Regions from separate parts of the Homo sapiens genome. Here region 2 is linked to region 1. Evidence: read pairs that join two places in POLR2A ChIA-PET (ENCODE). Cell type or tissue: OCI-LY7. All regions are shown on one strand. Links, peaks and the distances in the headings refer to the core of each region. The heading gives the core; the rest is flanking DNA.

The links. ChIA-PET counts read pairs that join two places held together with the same protein. Peaks named below come from ENCODE experiments on the same cell type or tissue, not always from the same donor. Only the 100,000 strongest peaks of a DNase experiment are listed, where the experiment ranks them.
Region 2: POLR2A ChIA-PET joins it to region 1 with 12 read pairs; 28 of 35 experiments call an interaction of 5 or more read pairs at or near these places.

Annotation. Positions count from the first base shown.
Region 1 is chr11:62,593,965-62,601,011 of GRCh38, forward strand. MTA2 (metastasis associated 1 family member 2) reads right to left here. Exons shown (of 18, transcript NM_004739.4): 2 at 6,658-6,725; 3 at 6,202-6,295; 4 at 4,558-4,675; 5 at 4,363-4,426; 6 at 4,060-4,177; 7 at 3,646-3,748; 8 at 3,352-3,451; 9 at 2,673-2,861; 10 at 2,494-2,568; 11 at 2,315-2,373; 12 at 2,046-2,143; 13 at 1,788-1,927; 14 at 1,300-1,528; 15 at 1,017-1,106; 3 more. Among named protein-coding and RNA genes, the nearest start is that of MTA2, 4.4 kb to the right of the region's middle. RefSeq lists enhancers at 5,039-5,178, 6,772-7,047, 6,917-6,966. In OCI-LY7, for the core only: no CTCF peak of the experiment used is centred there; a DNase peak (open chromatin) is centred at 5,397; H3K4me3 peaks cover 1,971 bases; H3K27ac peaks cover 2,160 bases.
Region 2 is chr11:62,701,821-62,704,320 of GRCh38, forward strand. It overlaps BSCL2 (BSCL2 lipid droplet biogenesis associated, seipin), which reads right to left. Exons shown (of 11, transcript NM_001122955.4): 3 at 648-729. HNRNPUL2-BSCL2 (HNRNPUL2-BSCL2 readthrough (NMD candidate)) reads right to left here. Exons shown (of 24, transcript NR_037946.1): 16 at 648-729. Among named protein-coding and RNA genes, the nearest start is that of BSCL2, 4.4 kb to the right of the region's middle. In OCI-LY7, for the core only: no CTCF peak of the experiment used is centred there; no DNase peak of the experiment used is centred there.

The DNA of each region.
Region 1 (7,047 bases), core at 4,361-6,860:
CTTCACCTTCAGGGGCAAGTTGGGTCGGCGAGCAGCTCGCCGCATTTCCAGATGGGTCAGAGCCTTCCGTAGGGCCCTGGCCAGAAAGAGCAAGTGGGAAACAGAAAAGGCTTAGAGAACATTAAGACCTCCAGGTGAAGCCCCACACTGCAATTATGCCTTCTGGCCCATTCTTTTCTGGCATCCCCACCCTGCATCCACAACTTTCCTGGAGCTCTTGCTCTGATACTCCTACTCCCCACACTCACCAGCCTGGACTGTCCCTCTCAGCCCCTCCCATGGTAGACGCCTTACCTGGTATCCTTTGTGGCCACAAACACCACAGGATTGGGGGCATCAGCTGGGTTTAGTTTCTGACGCTTGGCTGCTGGCTGTGAGCTTGAACGAATCCCTGAAGCCAGAGGCCTTCCATTGGCAGAGAAAGGAACCCCTGCCCCTGCCATCTGGAAAAGGGGTAGGATGGCACAATGAGGGAAGGGACCCTCTCAGACTCCTATGAGAGACAAAAGCCCACCCAACTCAATCTGGCCCACCCCTTTCTGTCAACTCACAGTCTCATAGGCCCGTTTCACCATAATGCCCCCCAGTCCCCGGTTCTGGGACAGCTGGTTTCTGTTGATCGGTGTCTTGGTACCCCGAGGTGTTTTTGGTTTCAGGGGTGCCTGGGCCACTGGAAAAAAACAGAAAACTTTCGCACCTTTTCTTCCCACGCAGTTCCCCTTTGTTACTTCCATCTCTCTTCCCTGGACCAGCAGTTTACCTGGGCATCCCCAAAAGTAGCAATGGGGGAATGTTCTGGCAAGCTATCACTAGTATTTCAAATATCAGTATGACCTTATCAAATCAGTACAGTAATACTGAATAGTTTACAAAAAAAATTATTAAACAACAAAAGTACAGTTTGTTAGACTAAATCTCTGAGGACACTATGAGGAAGAAAAAAAGCAAGGGGAGAGATGTCAGACAGGGAAAGGACTGGGAGCCTGATGCCAACCTCACTGGTCCCCATCCCATACCCAGATCTTTGACGATAGTTGCCAGGGGCAGCCGCACCAGAGGGTGAATCTTCAATGGAGTCTTGGCGGCCTTAGGAAGTCGAATGGAGCCTGGAGAACAAAGAAGAAAGCTTCTGAAGGGCTTCACCATTCAGGTCTCCTCTAAGGCCAGAAGCCAACTCTAATCTTAAAAAAATTATCTGTGGCCTACTATCCCTCCTGTTATTAGACATCCAGAGAAACAACGGTCTCTGGGCAGAGCAATCCGAAACCCACCACCAGTCCCACCACTCCCTGCCCTTACACTCTGCTTTGATGGCATTGGCATTGATAGGAGCATAAGGCCGTCGGGCGGCCCTCCTTGGCTGTAATAGGTCCCTGCACATGCGTCTGGCAAGACGGGTCAGCTTTGTGGTCTGAAGCAGGAAAGTTTGTCTGTTCTTAGCCAGTAGCTTGGCCCTGTTGGCGCTGGTTGTGTAAGGAGAGAGACTTTGAGCTTCAGGTCTGGATAAATGACCCCTTGAGTGTGGCTCCTAGAAGAAGAGCATAGGAAAGAGAGAGAGCAGAAATCAGCACTGAGGCTCCCTTCTTTCTTCCATTCCCTGCAGGGGACAATTTATTCCTGTCTAATCTCTTTACTGACCTCTTGGCCTATGTGTCTCCCCAACCAGCATCAAGCACCCCGTCCATCAAACCATCACCATATAAAGAGTTGAATATTCTGGCCTTCACCTAAGCTCACCATCAATATGCTTACTGCTCTCCCCTGCTTTTCTTCCCACTGATCCTTACCGTGGTGCCCCGAGTGGCCCCCTCAAGCTGAGTTGGGGTCTTCAGTCCCCCATACTTCTTCCAGTAGATCCAACAGGAAGCACAGAGGCGGCACTGCATGTTAGGTGGGCCCCAGGCATACCACTGAGCAGACTGTGTGGCTGTAGAGTACGGAGAGGAGGGGGACAGGGAAGAAGCATACTACCTAAGCCCCTCAGATTCTTGAGCCACAGCAGGCCTTCCACCCATCCCCACCATCCCAGTGCCCCCGTAACTCACTGTGGCAACTCTCACAAGTCAGGCCCTTCTGAAATCCAGCCCCATTCATGCCAGGTTTTGAACCCACAGAAATGATCTGGTTAGGGTTTGGCTTAGTGCTAACGGGGAAGGCGAGGAGAAGGGAAAAAAACAAGAAACTGGTCAAGGAAAAGAATCAATTTCCACTCTCAGTGTGCCCCTACCTCCTGCCCACCCCCAATCACTGAGGAAGGCACAAGTTAGGGGAAGGGAAGGAAAACACTCTGGTCTCCCCTACCCACCACACTTACTAGGTGGGAATGTAGACCTGTTTCAGTTTGCTGTCTGCTTCAGCAGCTTTCAACCTTTTCTGTAAGAAGGTAAAAAGAAAGAGAAGGATCAGAGCCTCATAGCAGGGAGAATGTCATCAACTTCAAAGGCAGAGGTCAGCAGGTAGCCTATGGTCCACCCTCCCCAGCCCAGATAATACCTGCTGAATATACCGGTCTGTGGTTTTCCACATGTAATAAAACTGGACTATGCTGGCAAGTGACTTCCAGGGTAGCTAAGGGGGGCAGAGGGAGGAAGAATGAGCTGGCATCTGGCCCCAGGTCCTGGTTCCCTCACCTGTCATCTCTCCCACTTCTCCTCCTAGTGCCATCCACTTACAAAATCCTGGCGAATATCATTGAAGTCCTTCCCATACTTCTCTAGGGCCTCCTCAAATAGCATGGCCTCTGAGGCTGACCATTCCTCCATCTCATCCCGACACAGCACCGGGCCTCCCTGGGGTACCAGGGTCGACATGGCCTTAGCCAGGTCGTAGCCGTTCCTTTGCAAGGTATCCATGGCGTGAAACTATGGGGAAGATGGAGAGCAACTGAGGACCTGAAACTTTTGGCACCACTCCCTTCCTGCTCCTTAAAACACTCCCACTCCCGGCCGGGCGCGGTGGCTCACACCCATAATCCCAGCACTTTGGGAAGCGGAGGCGGGCAGATCACGAGGTCAGGAGATCGAGATCATCCTGGCTAAAACGGTGAAACCCCGTCTCTACTAAAAATACAAAAAATTAGCCAGGCGTGGTGGCGGGTGCCTGTAGTCCCAGCTATTCGGGAGGCTGAGGCAGGAGAGTGGTGTGAACCCGGGAGGCGGAGCTTGCAGTGAGCTGAGATTGCGCCACTGCACTCCAGCCTGGGCGACAGAGCAAGACTCCTCTCAAAACAAAACAAAACAAACAAAAAAAAAACACTCCCACTCCCTCAGAGATACCCTCCTCTTCTGTTCCCAGGCTCTGCAAGTCCCCAGAAAACCCAGCCTGCCCAACTACCCACCAACTTCTGCTCACCAGAGTGATATCTCGGGAGGCAGCAGCTGCACTCATGTGCAAGCTTGGCTGCCGAATGGAGCTGCTACAATCTAGGGCTCTTGCAAAGGTTCCCACAGCTCTAAGGGAGAAATTGAGAAGTCAAAAGCGAAAGAAAAGTCAAAAGCCCAAGTGGGCTGGGAAATTAAGCCAAAGGAGAAAGAAGGAAAACATCCATGGCAATGAAAGAAATAAAGTCCATCTCTAAGAACCATGGGACTCAGAACAATGTCCACACCTCCCCCAGCCCATCTTCCCTATCCACCCACCCCTCACCGGGCCACCACAAGAAACTGGTCGATCTGCCGGTCTGTGAGAGGGTTGTCTGGGTCCCAGACCTTCATCTCCATCTTCTGCTGGTTCCGATTATCAGATTCTCCTGGGGAAAAGAACAATGGCATCAACAGGGAGAGGGCAGGGGGGAACAGTTGGTGTCTTTTCATTCACAATAGCACCTCCTCCTTCTCTTCTTCTGCTTGGATTCTATCAACTCTCCGACTTCTCTTCCCAACTGTTCCCATTTTCCCTTTTCAGGTTCCTACAGGCCCATTCTGTCAGGGTCATGGCAGAGAGCCCTGCAGACAGTGCACTGCACAACCCCAGGTGACGCCATTCACAGAGACTATAATGTTAAAGTGCCCCTTGGAATTAGACAACCTGGTAGCCGTACAGTCTTGTCCTGTTGCTTACCCTCTACTAGGCGATCTGGGATCTCAGCTTGGTATTTGCAACCAACTCTAATCTCGCCCTGATCAGCGAGAAGTGTCTTCTGCACGGGGTCAAACACCAGTGAGTAAAAAAAGCAGTCCTGGAATTGGGGAGAGACAAGGTAAGCAAGGCAGCAATCCACATAGGCGGCGGGGAGGGAGGTGTATCTGAGTTTCCATGACCGGCAGTCTGGCAACCCTGTACCTCATCATTGTGCTCCTTTCCCCCTCTCTTTTGCGGGCAATACCCATTCCCCTCGCTCTTCTCTCAACATCTCTTTCTCACCTCCTTTTCCAGGTACTGGCTCAAGATATCTGTCTCATTCAAGAGGGTCACACTGCATTTCCCCCTATAGGAGAGAGATTGGAAAACCCCGGTGAGCCCCACTCTCCCTCCCCACAGCATCTCTCAATACCACCTCCTTCTCTCCATCTTCTACGTAAGTGCACGCAGGCTATGCTGGCCCCAGTTGTCCTGTACCGTATGTGGGTGGCTGGTAATGATTCAAATTGCCGAGAAAGAAAAAGTTCCCGGTGCTTCAGTTGATGGCGCTGCTGCTCAGACACCCCTGGCTGCTTTGATTCCTCTTCAAACTCCCCTGGGAGATTAAAGAGGAAGAAACCAAGTCAGAAATGGATCCAGCAAAACACCACCCTGGAAACTCTAACTCAGGGAAAATATTTCCTATCTTGGCTGTTTTTTTCTCACATTTCCCAGGCGTCTGCCTTCTATACCCTTATCCCACCAGCTTTCCTTCTTAGCTCTATGCCCCATCATAGATGCTCCCAACTCTATCAGTAATGCTTTTAGAGAAGAACTGCTGAGAGTACGAAGAATGCTCTAGAAATACATCGCTACCCAGCTGCCAGTACTCAGACACCAAAGTCCACAACGGGCCAGCAAGAACATCACACTTGTCTCTTGCTTGCTAAACCAGCCTGAGGTCCAGGAACTCAAGATGAAAAAATATCACACAAGACTGTGTTTACCAGTTCTTTTCAATTTCAGGAGACTCTTTGCTCTAAAACATCACATGCAGCCCTAACTATCCCTCATTTTCTACTTGGCTAATAATAGTTCCTGGGGTTTCCAAGGACAACACCTCTCAAGCCAGTGCCAACACCTTCCTCCCCAAGGAGCTGCAGCTTGCCCTGAAACCTAGCGGAAGGGGTTAACCTGGCTAGGCGCCAACCAAAGTGGGAGGGAGCAGAAGAACCTCAGCCCCAGGCTCATTGGTGTATTGTTCCCAACCTCAGGGAGAAGGGGGGGGTTGTGCAGTAGGCTCCACCCCTCGCTTGTGTGCTCCGGAAACCCTGTGCTGAGGCAAGGGGGACCACACCCCCAACACCCCTTCTGATTGGACAAGGCCAAGGTCAGCCCCTGCCAGATGGGGCTGGAAACCCTAAAGGGCCAAGGAACTTGGTAAGCTGGGCTCCTCTTTAACCCCTTCTCACCCAGAGCAGTCTGAAAAAGGAAAATAATTTAGAAAGGTGGAACAAAAGGAAGGAAAAAGAAAACCAAAGCAGGAAAGGAAAAAGAAGCTAAGGAAAATATGTTTTTTAAAAAAAGAAGATGAGACCTTAAAGAGAATGAAGATAGGGCAAAATGAAAAGGGAAAGATGTAAAATGGAGGGGGGCGGGCGGGGAAATGGGCGAGGTGAGAAATTAAAAAGCGCAAGAAAACTTCCAGCCATCTTCTAACTTCCAGGTACTCTCATCACCTTGTGATTACAAAATAAGCCTGCTTCTCTGTTACGCAGGCTTCTCAGTACAATGTCTTCCTCTTCACGTTGACCTTCAGTCATCACCTACTGTCTCAATGTACCCCAAACTGCCCCCCTTTAGAAAACCATTGTTTCTCTAAAGCTCGTCCTCATACTCTAAATGTTATCATCTCTCTCTTACTCTCATATACAAACCATATTATCGCTTTCCTTATCACAATCTCTCCACCCTGCTTCCAACCCCAACATGTAAAAACAGGCCTCCCTCCTCAGGCCAGGCATTTCCCACCCCCAAACTCACACCTCTGCCTTGGGCATGCTACCAGGGGAAATACCTGCAGGGACATGCCCAGGCCTCAGATCATGGGTAGGAGAAAAAGAAAGGGAGGAAGATACTCACTGGCATTACTATCAGCCAGGCTGTTGAGGCTACTAGAAATGTCCCTGCGCCGGAAAAGACAGACAACCTTTGCCTCCACATTTCCATTTGCAGTCTAAGGGGAGGAAAAAAACAAAAACAAAACAACGTAGCAGTGGAAATTGATCATCTGGGAACAGAAATGCACAAAGAGACAAATAACAGTAAGTTTCAGAGGGACCTAAATTAAAAAGCCCAAGAAAATATGAGTAAAGACTTACATTCAAGGATAGACTTCCAAATCCCTTTCCTTTGCCCCCAAGAGACAGAATAGTAAAGTTCCTGCTAACCTCTCAATAGCCTTTCCTGAATACATCCAATGAATGAATGAACGAATATGAATGGGTACTTAGTATAGGATCCTCTCTTCCACCAGAAGTTAGAAACCTCAGAAGAGACCACTGCGGGAGGGAGGGAGAGGGATTCTGCTCCACTCACCTTGTTGAGCTCCTCAATCCGTCTAACCAGGTAAGGATTGCTGGAAGAGTTCTCAAAATAGACGTAATCTGTAAGGGAAGGGAGGGGGGAGAACCACGAAGATCAGAGGAGATGGGAGACGCAGAGCACCAGGGTAGGAGAGAAAGTTGGCCTGAGTGGATCAAAAGGAGATAAGGATTCAGGTAGAAAGGGCGCTGAGATGTGAAAGTGGACAGACTAAGAGAAAATAAGGATGTCCCCCATCCCCACCGCACCTAGTTCTAAAATTAGATCCTTTACTCAAAAGAGAGCCTTAAGGAACAGGCAAGAAGCAGGGGTTCCCCTGCAGTCCCCACAACTCAGCGATGAGTTGCACCCCAGTCGCGGCGAAGTAATTGTCCGCTCTAGCGC
Region 2 (2,500 bases), core at 1-2,500, 100 kb after region 1:
ACTGTCTGGAAAAAAAAAAAAAAAAAGAAAGAGAGTGAAAAACAGAATGGTTGTATAGGTACCTGAAGTACAGTGTCTAAGGAATGTATGTCGCTTTTGCACCACAGTAAGTTGAAAAATTCTTAAGTTGAATTACCGTAAGTCAGGGACTATGTTGAGAAAGAACATTTCTAACACCTGCTGCAGAAAGATCCATCAATACACACAATTAATTTTAATTTCTTTTCCTTCAAAGCCTTCCTCTTAGTCTCCTTTTTTTTTTTAAGACAGAGCTTCATTCTTGTTGCCCAGGCTGGAGTGCAATGGCGTGATCTCGGCTCACCGAAACCTCCTCCTCCCGGATTCAAGTGATTCTCCTGCCTCAGCCTCCCAAGTAGCTGGGATTACAGGCATGCACCACCACGCCCAGCTAATTTTGTATTTTTAGTAGAGACGGGGTTTCTCCGCGTTGGTCAGGCTGGTCTCGAACTCCCAACCTCAGGTGATCTGCCCACCTCAGCCTCCCAAAGTACTGGGATTACAGGCGTGAGCCACCGTGCCCGGCCAGTCTCTTATTACTCAATTCCTTCTCTCTAGGCCTTTCTCAAGTCTTCCTATTTTGAGTCATCAAAGCTCTAATGAAACCTCTCTCTAGTTCCCATACTCACCCGATCACGTCCACCCTTAGTCAGCGAGACATTGGCAACAGGGAAGGAGCAGAGTGAGGTGGTGGAGGAATCACAGTCGGTCCTAAATGAGATTGGAGGAGGATACTCTGCTAAGTTAGTCTTACTAGTCCATCCATACACCTTCTTTGCCCCCTAGGGCTCCCTCCTGCCCTCCTCCCTTCTCTCAGAACAGGCACCCTTCTCTCTGTTACAAAGATGGAGAACAAATGTGGCCAGGAGATTCAAGATACCAGGATTATTTCATTCTCTTCCTATGACTTCAATGTATGTCCTCTCATTACAACAGATGTTCTTAGATGGGAATCTAGAGATACTTAAATAGTTGCATACTTCAGTGTTTCTAAAGACTTAAGGAGCTTGATAAAAATGTAAATTCCAGGGCCAAGCAGCAGCGGCTCACGCCTGTAATCCCAGCACTTTTGGAGGCCGAGGAGGGCGGATCACCTGAGGTCAGGAGTTTAAGACCAGCCTGACCAACATGGAGACACCCCATCTCTACTAAAAATACAAAATTAGCGGGGCGTGGTGGCGCATGCCTGTAATCCCACCTACTCGGGACGCTGAGGCAGAAGAATCGCCTGAACCTGGGAGGCAGAGGTTGTGGTGAGCCAAGATCACGCCACTGCACTCCAGCCTGGGCAACAAGGGTGAAACTCCATCTCAAAAAAAAAAAAAAGGAAATTCCAGGGTCCCACCCCAAGAGATTCTGATTTGGTAGCTCTGGTCTGGGTCCTAGTTTGAGAAAACGCCTCCAAAAGGATCTACAGATGGTTATTAAGAAGCTCATGAACCCCTCCAATTGTAGGCAAATTTGCATGTGGGGGTGTGGGTGCAGCATATGCCTGGGCATGCATATACGTTTTTTTTTTTTTTTTTTTTTTGAGACGGAGTCTTGCTCTGTCGCCCAGGCTGGAGTGCAGTGGCACGATCTCGGCTCACTGCAAGCTCCGCTTCCCAGGTTCACGCCATTTCTCCTGCCTCAGCCTCTCAAGTAGCTGGGACAACAGGCGCCTGCCACCACGCCCGGCTAATTTTTTTATTTTTAGTAGAGACAGGGTTTCACGGTGTTAGCCAGGATAGTCTCAATCTCCTGACCTTGTGATCCGCCTGCCTCGGCCTCCCAAAGTGCTGGGATTACAGGTGTGAGCCACCGCGCCCGGCCGTATATATGTTTTTATGGCAGGAAGGGCCATAAGATCCATTTCCTAAAAGTTTAAGAAGCTCTGCTTTAGAAACTATAGCTCTGGACCAGGGACTTAAGGGAAAAAATGACTTTAAACCATTGATTATAACGCCCTTCTCTGCATCTGTTGATAGGTCCTACAACCACTGTTAAGAAAAGAGAACTAGGCCGGGCGCAGTGGCTCATGCTTGTAATCCCAGCACTTTGGGAGGCCAAGGGGGTGGATCACGAGGTCAGGAGTTCGAGATCAGCCTGGCCAACATAGTGAAACCCCATCTCTACTAAAAATACAAAAAAAAATTAGCCAGGTGTGGTGGCAGGCACCTGTAATCCCAGTTACTTGGGAGGCTGAGGCAAGGCAGGAGAATGGCTTGAATCTGGAGGCAGAGGTTGCAGTGAGCTGAGATTGCGCCACTGCACTCCAGCCCAGGCAACAGCACGAGACTCTGTCTCAAAAAGAAAAAAAAAAAAAAGAAGAAGAAGAAGAGACCTTGGTGGGGCACAGTGGCTCACGTCTGTAATCCCAGCACTTTGGGAGGCCAAGGCGGATGGATCACCTGCATTCAGGAGTTCAAGACCAGCCTAGCCAACATGGTGAAACCCCATCTCCCCAGCACTTTGGGAGGCCAAGGCAGGTGGATCACAAGGT